Linked DNA regions of Homo sapiens: region 2 is linked to region 1. Evidence: chromatin contacts called from ENCODE Hi-C data. All regions are on one chromosome and are shown on one strand. Each heading gives the region's core, a stretch centred on a gene start or an enhancer-like site at or near the end of the contact. The rest is flanking DNA. Distances are from core to core; before and after follow the strand shown. Region 1 holds the start of APMAP (adipocyte plasma membrane associated protein). Region 2 holds the start of NINL (ninein like).

Region 1 (6,253 bases), core at 95-2,594:
GGGCAACGCAGGATGGTTGGTCAGGATATATGGGAGCATCTTCCCGATCTTTTCACTGGCCCAAGGAGTCAACTATCACCGCAAAGTCTTCTCTCTAAATTGCCTCTCTAGAGCCTAAATGCTCCTTCCTGCCATCGCTCTCCTTCAAATGTGTTCCTCTTATCATCAGTCAATAAACTCAGTCTACAGGGGCAAAAACTGCCTCTCATTCATATGTACCCCACCACCTCTTGGCACACTACTGATGAACAAATATTTCCAGTATTTCTATCAAATATAAGTCAATCAGTCCCACAACTTCAAGCTTGGTCTATGGGGCCTCTTGATTCTCCCTGAAACTTAAAAGTTATGAAATTCAGGACACAGAATTGAAAAGTGAATTTTAAGTATCTTATATTGAAATCTATGCTTACGAATCATGATTCAGTTTTTAGCTAACAAAACACAGCATTCTTATATTCTGAAAGATGGGAGAGGAGGCAAAGGGCAAAACCTGATATTTCTTAGGTGTCAACAACTACAGTTTCCTATGTTTCTCCATCCCTATCAGGAAAAACTGCCAGGCTGAATTCTCACAAAAATTGCCTACAATGTCACTACTGTTCTCCACTCTTTCCAAGAACCGCGGTGAGGACTGGTCACGCAGCGTGAGGGGGGCAGGTGCAGAAGAGCAAGTGTAGAAGCCATCTCTTCGCCGGATAACGAGGCAGGACCCCAGCATCTCGTGGGACCTCCTCCCTTCGGGAAATTGCGAGCGGGGAACCAGGAACACGCAGGGCCCCGGCCAAGTAGCTGTGCTCAGGGGGATCATTTAAGCCAAAGGAAGGACAGCGCGAGGGGAGCGAGGGAAAGGCGAGGAAGCAACCGCTATGCAGGGTGGGGCAGGAGTGAGGGAGGGAAGGCAAAGGAGCGGCGCGAGGCGGTCTCGGGTCCGGAGAGCCGAGGACAACGCGGCGACTGGGCGCAGGGTGCACCCGAACCTGAAAGACCTGGCAGGTACATCCGCCTTGTCGGAGCCTGCTTCCTCGGAAAAATGAGTTTTTCTTGGGGATGAAACGAGAGGACTCTGACAACGCGCTCGGCACCGCATCCCCAGGTTACTGTTACTGCCGTCGCCGCTGTCCAAGAGGGTCGCCCTCCACTCCTAGCGGCCCGGCTCCAGCGCCCAGTCTGGGAGTCCGCCCTACCTGCCGTCCTTAGCCTCCGGGGCCTGGCCATCATCGTCTGTGACGACCTGCGGCCGCAGGGGCCGGCGCTGTCGCAGCCCGTCCGCCTCGCTCATGGTACGGGCGCCAGCCTCACCCGCAGAAACCACCTCACACTGAGCGGCGCCGGCTCAGACTCCAGGCCCGCCCTCCCCCGTACGCGGAAATGACGTTGCGCCCAGGGACCATTCCGCAGCGTTCTCCCCGCCCCTTCCGGCCTCATGGGCGGGAGGTCCCCGGCGCGTCGTTGCTCGGCGCTCTGAGGCTAATTCTGACCGCCCGGAAGTGGGGCTCGGAACCCGCTCAGAGATAGCACCGGGAGCTGCCGGGGTCCCCGCCTGTCTCGGACTCCGGGGCCCAGAACGCGAGTGGTTCAACCTCGGGCTCGTCTAGCCCAGTGCCTGCGCATGCCGCCTTCGTCTCACGTTTCTGAGGACGGGGATGCTCATGACGCACTTGGGAATTGCTAGCACGAGATGTTGGCCACTTTTATCGTTGGAGAGGATAGCGCTGTTTATTCAGTGTCAGCGACCCTGCTCTTACAGGCAGCGTCAAAAATAATGCATTCACACCCTTGGAACGAAGTCACCTCTGCCTGAAAATTACATCCTTCCCCGACTCAGCCGGTTAAGGGGAAAACTTGGGCTAGAAAATGTTTCCCTCTGGTTAAGGCCAGATGTTGAGTATTAAATCTTTTTGTGACGATTACAACAGACATTTGATAAAGTTTATTAAGTTTTGATAAAGTTTATTAAGTTTTGATAAAGTTTATTAAGGATTACCCTTAAGTAAAGTCCAGGTAGAAGTAGAAATTATCACTAACAAAGTTTAAGAAAGCATAGAGAGGCATTGTTCTTTCAACAGTATTGCAGGAAACCAGAAATGTTCCCAGGTGCTGGGAGACGATGGTGGGCAAATCACAGACAAGGCCCCTCCTTATAGAAATTAAACTAGTGGGAAAGATGACTTTAATCAGATCATCATCATAAAATAGACGTAAAATTATCAAACGTAATAATTGCTTCAAAAGGGAAGAGCTGAATCTTGTGAGAGCATTTGAGATTCAAAGAGGAATCGAATCTGGAGGAAGTGACAGGCAGAAGAAATCAAAGCCCGTTACCAGTGGCACGAGGAATTATCTCTGGAAAAGCCATGTTCAAAATGCAGTGTTAAGAAATAATTTCCTCTTGGAGGCTTTTACCTTTTTAAATGCTAGATGGCACTAGAATTCCATGTGAATGCTTTTTATTTATTCATTCAAAGAGCGGAAGAACCAGCTTGAGGGAAGTGGAGAGCTGTGCAAATCCAGTTCTCCAGAGATCCCAGGTAATAATTCAGGCCTCGACAACATTTTACTTCATTCTGTGTCATTGAGAATAGCCAATACAGCTATTAAATCAGGGATAGTGTTAACAAAGTACTGTATGATCTCACGCCTTCCTGCCTGTCTGGACTATCCCTCTTGCTCCCCACCCCCCATTTCAGACATTCAGGATGGCTTAACATGTCTAATCTCATGCCTGGCTGCCTTTGTCCTTGAGGTTCCTTCTTCCTGTGATACACTCTCCTTCACCTCCACTTGGCCAATTATTTTTATCATTCAGGACCCACTTCAAGTATCCTTGCTGAAAATTCTTCTCCCAGTTTCCCAAGCAGAACATCTTCCTCTTTGTCTTCAAGGCACTTTAAACATGTCCCAGCCATAACATTGAACTCACTGCATTGGAGCTATTTGTGTTCCATGCCCAGTGTTAAAGCCCACGCACTGCAAACACCCAGGGACACATTCAGAAGAAAAATAATGGCAGTAAGTTGGGTTTACTGAACTTGCTGCAGCAAAGAAATGCACCAGAGGACCGGTGAGGTTCCTCAAAATGGGGGAGTCATGGGAGACTCCTTGTGGGGTTTGGGGGCTGGAGTTAGTCCATCGATAGTCTTGCCCAGGGTTGGTCAGAATCCGTTAACAACGGGAGTCACTGGAGGAACCGTGGCCTTAGCTCTGGGACATGTAAGTCCATTCGGAGTTATCAGGAGGTCAGCTCGTGGGCTTATCATGAAGCACGTAGGTAGTTGGTGTTACAGTGGTCTGAGCTAGATCATTTGTGCTGCATAGCACGGGTTCAGTACAGTTTTTCTGTTTTCAAGTCACGGTGAAGCACGCTTTGCTTGTTGTATTTGTTTCAGTTATCAGTTCTCCCACCCCACCTTCCAACCAGACCGACTTTGTTTCTCATCGTGCTGATGCCAGTTGTTGGCAGAGGAATGGGACCACTATGATTAATTTGATCAGGTTTCTCAGCACCACTGATATTTTGGGCCAGATAATTCTGTTAGGAGGCGGAGGGGGGCCTCTCCTGTGCGCTGGTGTTTCAGCAGCATCCCTGGGCTTCCCCCACTAGATGGCAGTAGCATCCCACCTAGTCGTGATGATAAAAAATGTTGCCAGACATTGACAGATAGCCCCTGGAGGACAAAACAGCCCTTGGTTGAGAAGCGCTGAGTGAGACCAACCAAAACCCACACCCAACCCTGGCACTGGGGATGAGGCTCACTTCCATCGGAACACTGGCCCACGTGGAGGGCATTTATCTCAACAAAAGCAGGCTCTGCCAGCATGGAAGAAGAAGCGCATGATGCTGGCAGGGAGCCCACAGTATGCCTCGCAGCTCAAACCAGAAGCAAACCCTACTTCTAGTCCAGTGCTTTTTCCCAGTCCCATGCTGTTTCAACTCCTTCCACAGAGATCTCCTGAAAGCCTGCCAGATGCCAAGTGCGGTGACAAAACAAGGGTGAAATACAGTGATCCAGCCTGCACAGGCGTTATCATCTTGGAGGGGAGAGAGGAAGCGTAACGAACGACACTATAAAGCACTGCTGCAGAAGAGCTGCAGGGTACCTTGGGGCTGCAAGGAGGAACAAGTGCTATTAGATGGGACTGACCAGAGATGTCTTCTTGGAGGAAGGGGCTTTGCACCAGGACTTAGATAAATAAGATTATAATGGCGGGGGGAGGGGGAGGTTGGGGGATAGAGAAGGACAAGAAACAGGCTAAGAGGGATGAGTGGGGTGCCCAGGGATTGTTAAACAAGGGGGTGATGATCAGGGATGGACATCAGGGTTACTGAGTGATCAGAAAGAATAGCCACAAATATATACGCCTGTTATGTACCCACAAAAACAAAAAATAAAAATAAATATTTTTAGCAAAGAAAGAATAGTCTGAAAAGGGCAAAGCAGAGCAGGAAGTAGCTGAACCCCTTCTTCCCCACAAGTCCAGGAAAGCACAGAAGGCGCTGCCAACTCGGAAAAGGGCTGCAAGGGAAGTTGTTCTGTCGTGGTGGGATGTCGTGGTGGGAAGCTCCAGTTTTAATTCAGGTGGGACAGTGGAGACAGTAAACTTAGGCAATGTACACTAGTTTGTTCACCGCAGGAAAAGCACCTTAGAGACCATGCAGCTACCAGAAACAGACATCCACCAAAGCTGGCGGAGAATGAGGGAGGGATGCATTGGAAGGATCTGGGGATACCTTATGGAACTCAGGCTCAGAAAGTACAGCCAGGCCTCACAGGGACTGGAACAAAGACCTGGGAACACAGGGGCAGAGTCACCCTCTGCCTCCTGGTGCCTCACACTGTCCTGTCTCTGCACCCCTCCGTGCTCACATGGCACGCCCTGCTGGGCTGGCCCTTTCTCTTTTGTTGCCCTCCCCTGGAGAGCTGGAAAAGATCAGTGTTACTCATCCAGCTGTCAAAGCTAATGCAGCCATAGGCAGTATTTTGGCACAAGATAAAAACAGAAATATAGTGACTATTTTGAACTTTAGGAAAGTTTTTGCATTTCTGATAAAAGGGACAAATGGGACTAGCACTGCCCCTTCTTCTCCTGCCTGGAACCCGAGAGTTAAGCATGGAGCAGCAGCATCTTAACACCACAGGAATACACCTTGATGTCTAAAAAACACACCCAGAACAGAAGAGCCTAGGTCCTTAATGGTGCCCCTGAGCTGTTCACCACAGCCAGCAACCACCTACCTCAGGGCTGCCTATCACATGAGAGAAACAGTCCTTTTATGCATTGAGGCAGCTCTCAGGGGAGCAATTTGCACTGCTCCTCAGGGCCAACAGGCTAGCATTGTCTACCTGGACATATCCATGGTGAAAAAGCATCGCCTAAGCCCAACTCTCCCTGGCTCTCCCATTTCAAGTATCCCACACCAACTAACTATGGTCTCCGTCTCCAAGTCTTGATTCCTGGACTGAGAATCTGATGTTCCCAACTTTGGTGAGGTTGATGATCCATGTTAGAGGATAAGACCCCGTGGCCCATTGACCATTCAACGGGAACAACACAGCAGCCTCCCTGTTGTAGGCAGAAGGGCAGGACAGGCTCACTGAATGCGTGGTCACCCCATGAGAAGCAGGGAGGAGCAGAGGTGAGCACTGAAGAGAGTCTGGCCAGGAAAATTGCCCTAATTGCCCACGTGGAGGATTCTTAAGGTCGACCTAGACTTGGCAGGAAAAGTGCTCAGGAGGAAAGACGTTCAGCAGTCACCTCCACCACAGGCATGTACATTCCTGATTGTCTGTTGTTGAAAAGTGAATGGCCAGCCCCTTTGTTCCCTTTGGAATCTTAACACTGACATTTCATGATTAGCACAGATCACTCATTAATCATGTTTTATTACATCCAGAAACCATCTCTTGAGAGTAACTACACTTGACCCTTGAACAACATGGGTTTGAACTACACAGGTGCACTCATGGGAGAATGTTTTTTCAATAAAAGTTACACCAGCCTCCCCTTCCACCTGCTCCACCTCTTCTGCCTCTGCCACCCCTGAGACAGCAACAACCCCTCCCCTCCCTCCTCCTCCCAGCCTACTCAATGTGAAGACAATGAAGATGAAGACCGTCATGATGATCCACTTCACCTTCATGAATAGTAAAAATATTTTCTCTTCCTTATGATTTTTAATGGCATTTTCTTTTCTCTAGCTTAGTTTACTGTAAGAATACAGTATATAATACTTAGGACATACAAAATATGT
Region 2 (6,793 bases), core at 271-2,770, 590 kb after region 1:
CATTAGGACAAATACCTAATGTATGTGGGGCTTAAAATCTAGATGACGGGTTGATAGGTGCAGCAAACCATCATGGCACATGTATACCCATGTAACAAACCAGAACGTTCTGCACATGTATCCCAGAACTTAAAGTAAAATAAAATTAAAAAACAAAAACAAAACAAAACAAAAACTTGGCCGGGTGCAGTGGCTCACGCCTGTAATCCCAGAACTTTGGGAGGCCGAGGCAGCTGGATCACCTGAAGGTCAGAAGTTCGAGACCAGCCTGGCCAACATGGTGAAACCCCCATCTCCACTAAAAACACAAAAAATTAGCTGGGCGTGTAATCCCAGCTACTCGGGAGGCTGAGGCAGGAGAATCGCTTGAATCCGGGAGGCAGAGGTTGCAGTGAGCCGAGATGGCGCCATTGCACTCCAGCCTGGGCAACAAGAGTGAAACTTCGTTTCAAAAACAGCAACAACAACAAGAACAACAACAAGAAGAACAAAAACTCTGCTTTTAAAAGTATTTTAAGTCCAGTGTGAAAAACCTAGAAGTCACAGCAAAGGCCGCTAAGAAACTTACCATTACTCATGACCCCTCTTACTACTGACCTTGAAAATCACTTGCCCTTCTCCAAGGCCCCGCCAGCTTCATGGGTCTCTTCCTGAACCTCCTCCCTAGTTCCAGGGCTTGGCCTAAGTCTCACAGAGCAGAAAGAAACGTGGCCACCCTTCCTCACGTGAGTCCTGTGCAAACATACAGCCCCACACAGAGCTCCTAACAATGGGGCATCAGTACCCAGGCACGATCGATGATTATGAACCCAACGCGATCAGAGACTCCCACATGGTGTGTGTGACTGCGCGCACAGGCGGGAGGAAAGGGGCGAATCTGCAAAACGAGTACAACAGATAAAATTCGCAACAGACTTCTACACCCTTTCAATCAACCGTCCCAAGCGCCACGAACGCGGGTCCCGCTCCGTGGGGGGCCGCAGCCACACTGGCAGGAGGGAATCCTGGGCCTCGACCAGACGCCGGCGGCGTCAGGAGAAACGGCCCGCGCTGGGCAGGCGGCGGGCACCGCGTAGCTCATTACCACGGGGGGCCCCGGCCAAGGCCGCCCGCCTCAGGCCGAGCCTTGGGGCTGTGCTGGACCCGGGCCCTCGTTCGCACGGCGCCCGCGCCGCCGCCGTCGGGAAACCGGGTTTTCAAGCGTTCGGCCCAGCGGGCGCTGTATTTTAGGGCGTGACCCCCGCCCCGCCCTCGAGGGCGACCGGAAGAGCAGGCACCACAGCAGATGCGCCGAGTCTGCGCCCCGCACCGCGAGGAGCACCCGAGGCCGCGCTCCCGGAGCCGGGTCTGGTGACTAAGGCGCGGGTCGCGACGCAGGGGCGGCCCCGGACTCTCGACCCCACCAGCCGCCTGAATGTCCCGCCGGACGCCCGGGCCGGCTCACCTGGGAGGCGCCTCCGCCGTCCGCCCGCGCGGGGCCAGGAGCGCGGCACCACCCCCGTACCGCCGGCCGCTCTTTGTGTCTGGAGGCCGCGACGCAACACTCCTCCCGGCCTCGAGGCACCGCCCCCTCGGTGTCCCGGCGCAGTGGGCGAACAGGGGGCGGGGCGAGCGAACGGGAGAGGGGGCGGGTCGGGTCCGGGATTGCGGGGCGGGGTGGGGGCAAGGCGGCCTCCGCAAATCTCAGGGCGGCTCTGGCCAGTTTGGAGCCTGGGGTGACCCTTGGAGCTGACCTCGCTGGTCCCTGTCGGAGCCCTGCGCGCTGCGGAGCTTGGCGGTTCGCAGCTCTCGGGGTAGCATCTTCTGGAAACAAGCCCGGAGGCCGGCCAGGCAGGGGTAATACCCCAAACCCACCACTGAGGAAACCGCGACTTAAAACCTAGGTCGTCACGTTTCCACCGCATATTAAATCAATACGGGTTGAGCATCCCTAATCCAAACATCTGAAATCCGAAATGCTTCAAAATCTGAAAGTTTTTGAGCGCTGACCTGATGCTCAAAGGAAATGCACATTGGAGCACTTCTTTTTTCTTCTTTTAACTTTCTTTTCTTTTGAGAAAGGCTGTCACTTCTGCTGCCCAGCCTGGGATGCAGTGGCGCGGTCATGGCTCACTACAGCCTCGACTTTCCCGGCTATGGCGATCCTCCCGCCTCAGCGTCCCAACCCCCAGTAGCTGGGACTGCAGGCATCTGCCACCATGTCCGCTAATTTTTGTATTTTTAGCACAGAGTCTCACTGTGTTGCCCAGGCTGGTCTCGAACTCCTAGGCTCAAGGGATGGATCCACCGCCTCGGCCTCCCAAAGTGCTGGGATTACAGGCGTGAGCCACCGCGCCCGGCCTGTATTTTTTTAAGAGAGGAGGCTTCACCATGTTGCCCAGGCTGGTCTGGAATTTCTGGCCTCAAGTGATCCTCCCACCTTGGCCTCCCATAGTGCTGGGATTACTGGCATGAGCCACCGCACCTGGCCTCATTGGAGCATTTCTAATTTTGGATTTTCAGATTAGGGGTGTTCAATTGGTATAATGCAAATATTCCAAAATCTGAAATCCTAAATGCTTCTGGTGCCAAGCATCTCGGTTAAGGGATATTCAACCTGTATATATTTATCGAACACCTACTAGGGCCAGGCATTGTCCTAGGGGCTGCCAACAGCGGTGCAAAAAATCCCTGGCCCTTATAGAGTTTACACAGAAAACAATTTAAAAACGTAAATACCCGGCCGGGCATAGTGGCTCATGCCTGTCATCCCAGCACTTTGGGGGGCTGAGGCAGGCGGATCACCTGAGGTCGGGAGTTCAAGACCAGCCTGACCAACATGGAGAAACCCCGTCTCTACTAAAAATACAAAATTAGCCGGGCGTGATGGCATATGCCTGTAATCCCAGCTACTCAGGAGGCTGAGACAGGAGAATCGCTTGAATCTGGGAGGCGGAGGTTGTGGTTATCAAGCCACTGCACTCCAGCTTGGGCGACAGAGTGAGACTCCATTTCAAAAAAAGAAAAAAAAAAGTAAATACAGCCAGGCACGGTGACTCATGCCTGTAATCCCAGTAGTTTGGGAGGCCACTGTGGGCAGATTGCCTGAGGACAGGAGTTCGAGACCAGCGTGGCCAACATGGTGAAACCCAGTGTCTACTGAAACACAAAAAAATTAGCCAGTTGTGGTTAACGCGCGCCTGTAGTCCCAGCTACTCGTGAGGCTGAGGCACAAGAATTGCATGAACCCAGGAGTCGGAGGTTGCAGTGAGCTGAGATCTTGCCACTAGACTCCAGCTTGGGCGACAGAGCAAGACTCTGTCTCCAAAAAATAAAAATAAAAACATAAATATACAAAAATGTCAGAGAGTTATATCAGAATTACAAAATGAGCTACAGTACACTGTAGCATGAGAAAGGTGCATATACTTTGTAGGAACTCCACTTTAGAGGATGTGAGGATCAGAGGCAAAATGGGGTGAGAAGGAAGCAGGATGAAAGACAGGCTATGGGGGAACGGAGTTTCCAAGGGCGAGTGAAATTTCCAAGTGCCTGCAAGTGCTAAACCCCATGCAGAGCAAAAGGCAAACACAGGGAGTGGTTCAGAGACGCTCATAGTGTGTTCTAGGCTGGGAGGTTTCTCTGACCTGCTGAATGTGCCCAGATACCTTTTGCTATGCCCATGACCTGTCCCAACCAGTGTGGGGCACAATGGCAGGACACACCGTGCAAAGGTGGTCCCTGTGGGATGCGCAGCCAAGACCCCGATGACTCCAGTTTATAACCCTGGATTCCCAGGGGTGCTCAGAGCCATGGGGGCTGCCATTGTGAAGAATGTCTTCTCTTCAGTGCTCCTGATGCTCTGCACGGGCTCCCACTCACTGGCTGGAGAATGAATTTGGAGTCAGAAGATGTGAATCATGCCACTTACTAGCTGTTTGACTGTGGATCACCCAGTCATGTAACATCTGTGATCTCAGTTTCATTTGCAAAATAGAAATGTAAAAATTACCCATTGCACAGGAGTGTACTGAATTTATTTGTTATTTTATTTCTTGAGACAGGATCTCAGTCTGTTACCCAGGCTGGAGTGTGGTGGTGTGATCACAGCTCACTGCAGCCTTGATCTCCTGGGCTCAAGTGATCCTCCCACCTCAGCCTCCCAAATAGCTGCATTACAGATGCACCCCCACACCTGGCTAACTTACTAATTTTTTGTAGAGATGGGGTCTATGTTGCCCAGGCTGGTCTTGAACTCCTGGGCTAAAATGATCCTCCCACTTTGGCCCCCCAAAGTACTGAGATTGCAGGCATGAGGCACCGTGCCCAGTTGAGCATACCGAATTTAAATGAGTTAATGTAGTGGTTCTTCATCAGAGAGAAGTGGGAAGACTAGGAGTTCTCCACTTTGACTACTTAAAAATTAAAAACACCAGTGCCTGCATCCTACCTCCAGACATTCCAATTTTATTGTCGTGTAGAGAAAACTCTCCACTCTCACACCGCACAACAGTCAACACAGAAGACCTATGACTAAATGTGTGTGGGGTTTTCTCCACACACTGAGCAGCAGACACCAGCTGGGCATCCTCTAATTCAGTTCTGTCACTACCTGGAGAGAGTGTCAGATCCCACAAGTTGAGGACTCAGTCCCCAAGACTCCTCACATACATCAGTTGCAAGGCCGGGCCTCTGCAGAACTTCTGACAGATCAGCTTCAAGTTGGGGTTCCCATGACCCCCTGACCCCCTGTTTGGTTTCGATTAATTTGCTACCTGTGAGTGGCTCACAGAACTCAGAGAAACGCTTATGTTCACTGGTTTATTTTTATTTATTTATTTTTGAGACGGAGTGTTGCTCTGTCGCCCAGGCTAGAGTGCAGTGGTGCGATCCCAGCTCACTGCAACCTCCGCCTACCAGGTTCAAGTGATTGTCATGCCTCAGCCTCCCAAGAAGCTGGCACTACAGGCATGCGCCACCACACCTGGCTAGATTTTTATATTTTTAGTAGAGACAGGGTTTCGTCCTGTTGGCCAAGCTGGTCTCGAACTCCTGACCGCAGGTGATCTGCCTGCTTTGGCCTCCCAAAGTGCTGGGATTACAGGCGTGAGCCACCATGCCTGGCCCACTGGTTTATTATAATGGATATTGTAAAGGACACAGGTGAAGAGACACATAGGGCAAGGTTTGGAGGAAGGGGCAGAGCTTCCATACCTCCCTGGGCACCACCCTCCAGGAACCTCCACTGTTCACCTACCCAGAAGTTCACTGAACCCTGTCCTCTTGGGGTTTTATGAAAGCTTCATGATATCAGCATTCCTTCTCCCAGGGAATAGGGTGAGACCCTCTCATGGGAGAGTCTTAAGACCTGCAATCGACGGCAGGGCGCGGTGGCTCACTCCTGTAATCCCAGCACTTTGGGAGGCCGAGGTGGGCGGATCACAAGGTCAGGAGATCGAGACCATCCTGGCCAACATGATGAAACACCATATTTACTAAAAATACAAAAATTAGCTGGGCGTGGTGGCACACACTTATAGTCCCAGCTACTTGGGAAGCTGAGGCAGGAGAACCGCTTGAACCCGGGATGCGAAGAAGTTACAGTGAGCCAAGGTCGCACCACTGCACTCCAGCCTGGGCAACAGAATGAGACTCCATCTAAAAATAAAATAAAAAAAAAAAAGACCCACAATCAGAAAGCCAGGAGGAGGTCAGGGGCCTGCCCATGAGGCCCAACACAACAATATAACAAAGGACTGTAGCAAGGGCTATGGGAGTCATGTGCCAGTAACTGTGGATGAAAACCAATGGATATCCTGACACCACAATTGTTCAGGAAAGAACCTTTGAGTCAATCTTGACTCTCTCTCTCATACCTTACAGCGACGTCATCACATCCTGATCGCTCTTCTTTTTAAAAACATTTTCTTGGCCAGGCGCAGGAGAGGCCGAGGTGGGTGGGTCACCTGAGGTCAGGAGTTCATGACCAGCCTGACTAACTTGGTGAAACCCCATCTGTACTAAATACAAAAGAAAAACAGCCGGGCATGGTGGCGCGTGCCTGTAATCCGAGCTACTTGGGAGGCTGAGACAGGAGAATTGCTTGTACCTGGGAGGTGGAGGTTGCAGTGAGCAGAGATCGCGCCATTGCACTCCAGCCTGGGCAACAAGAGCGAAAATCTGTCTCACAAAAAAAGAAACAACAACAAAAAAAACTTTTTCTTTTGAATTAATGTTATCTTTACAGAAAACTTGGAAACGTAGAAAAGAGAGGTTCCATATTCTTCTCACTCAGGTCCTGTAAATATCAGCATCTTACATATCCCTGTTTTTTTTTTTTAAAGTTTAAAAAACTTTATTAAGTATAATGTACACAAGAAAAGTATACATATCATAAGTGTACAGTTTGATAAATTTTCACACACTGATGTAACTAGCATAGGAACATTACCAGTGCCCCTGAAACCCTTCTTCCCTCCCATTCCAATATTACTGCCCCAAAGGGATTATCTTTTCATTTTAATGGAATATTTATATATATTTCTTTCAATGCCTAGAGTTAATCATTATCTATATTAATCTTCAAAACTGGACAAAGGGCAGAATGTTTTTAATTCTCTATCTCTTCTTCATCTCCCATAAAATATTATCTGAGAATTCAATTCTCTATTGTTACTACTTTTAAAACATTAAGAACAGCTTATTTAGATTAACCACTTTCCTGGCTCACCTGCTTCCTATATCTCCTGTCTTTTTGTAGGGGTCTATAGTCATGTTTGATATTCTTTTCAGTTGTCTCCTTTCTCATCCCCCT

What was found. A loop is a pair of places that touch in the nucleus more often than their neighbours do. Pooled maps may share reads with other maps.
Region 2: a pooled map shows a loop between it and region 1 (21-fold over the local background). The contact joins the promoter of NINL here to the promoter of APMAP in region 1. A Hi-C loop is called at or near these places in 8 of 50 pooled maps.

The regions. Positions count from the first base shown.
Region 1 is chr20:24,991,407-24,997,659 of GRCh38, forward strand. It overlaps APMAP (adipocyte plasma membrane associated protein), which reads right to left and starts at 1,345. Exons shown (of 9, transcript NM_020531.3): 1 at 1,188-1,345. The coding sequence starts at 1,282. RefSeq lists enhancers at 898-1,398, 957-1,016, 1,037-1,116, 1,247-1,486, 1,399-1,899 and 1 more.
Region 2 is chr20:25,584,011-25,590,803 of GRCh38, forward strand. It overlaps NINL (ninein like), which reads right to left and starts at 1,521. Exons shown (of 24, transcript NM_025176.6): 1 at 1,445-1,521. RefSeq lists a silencer at 1,456-1,585.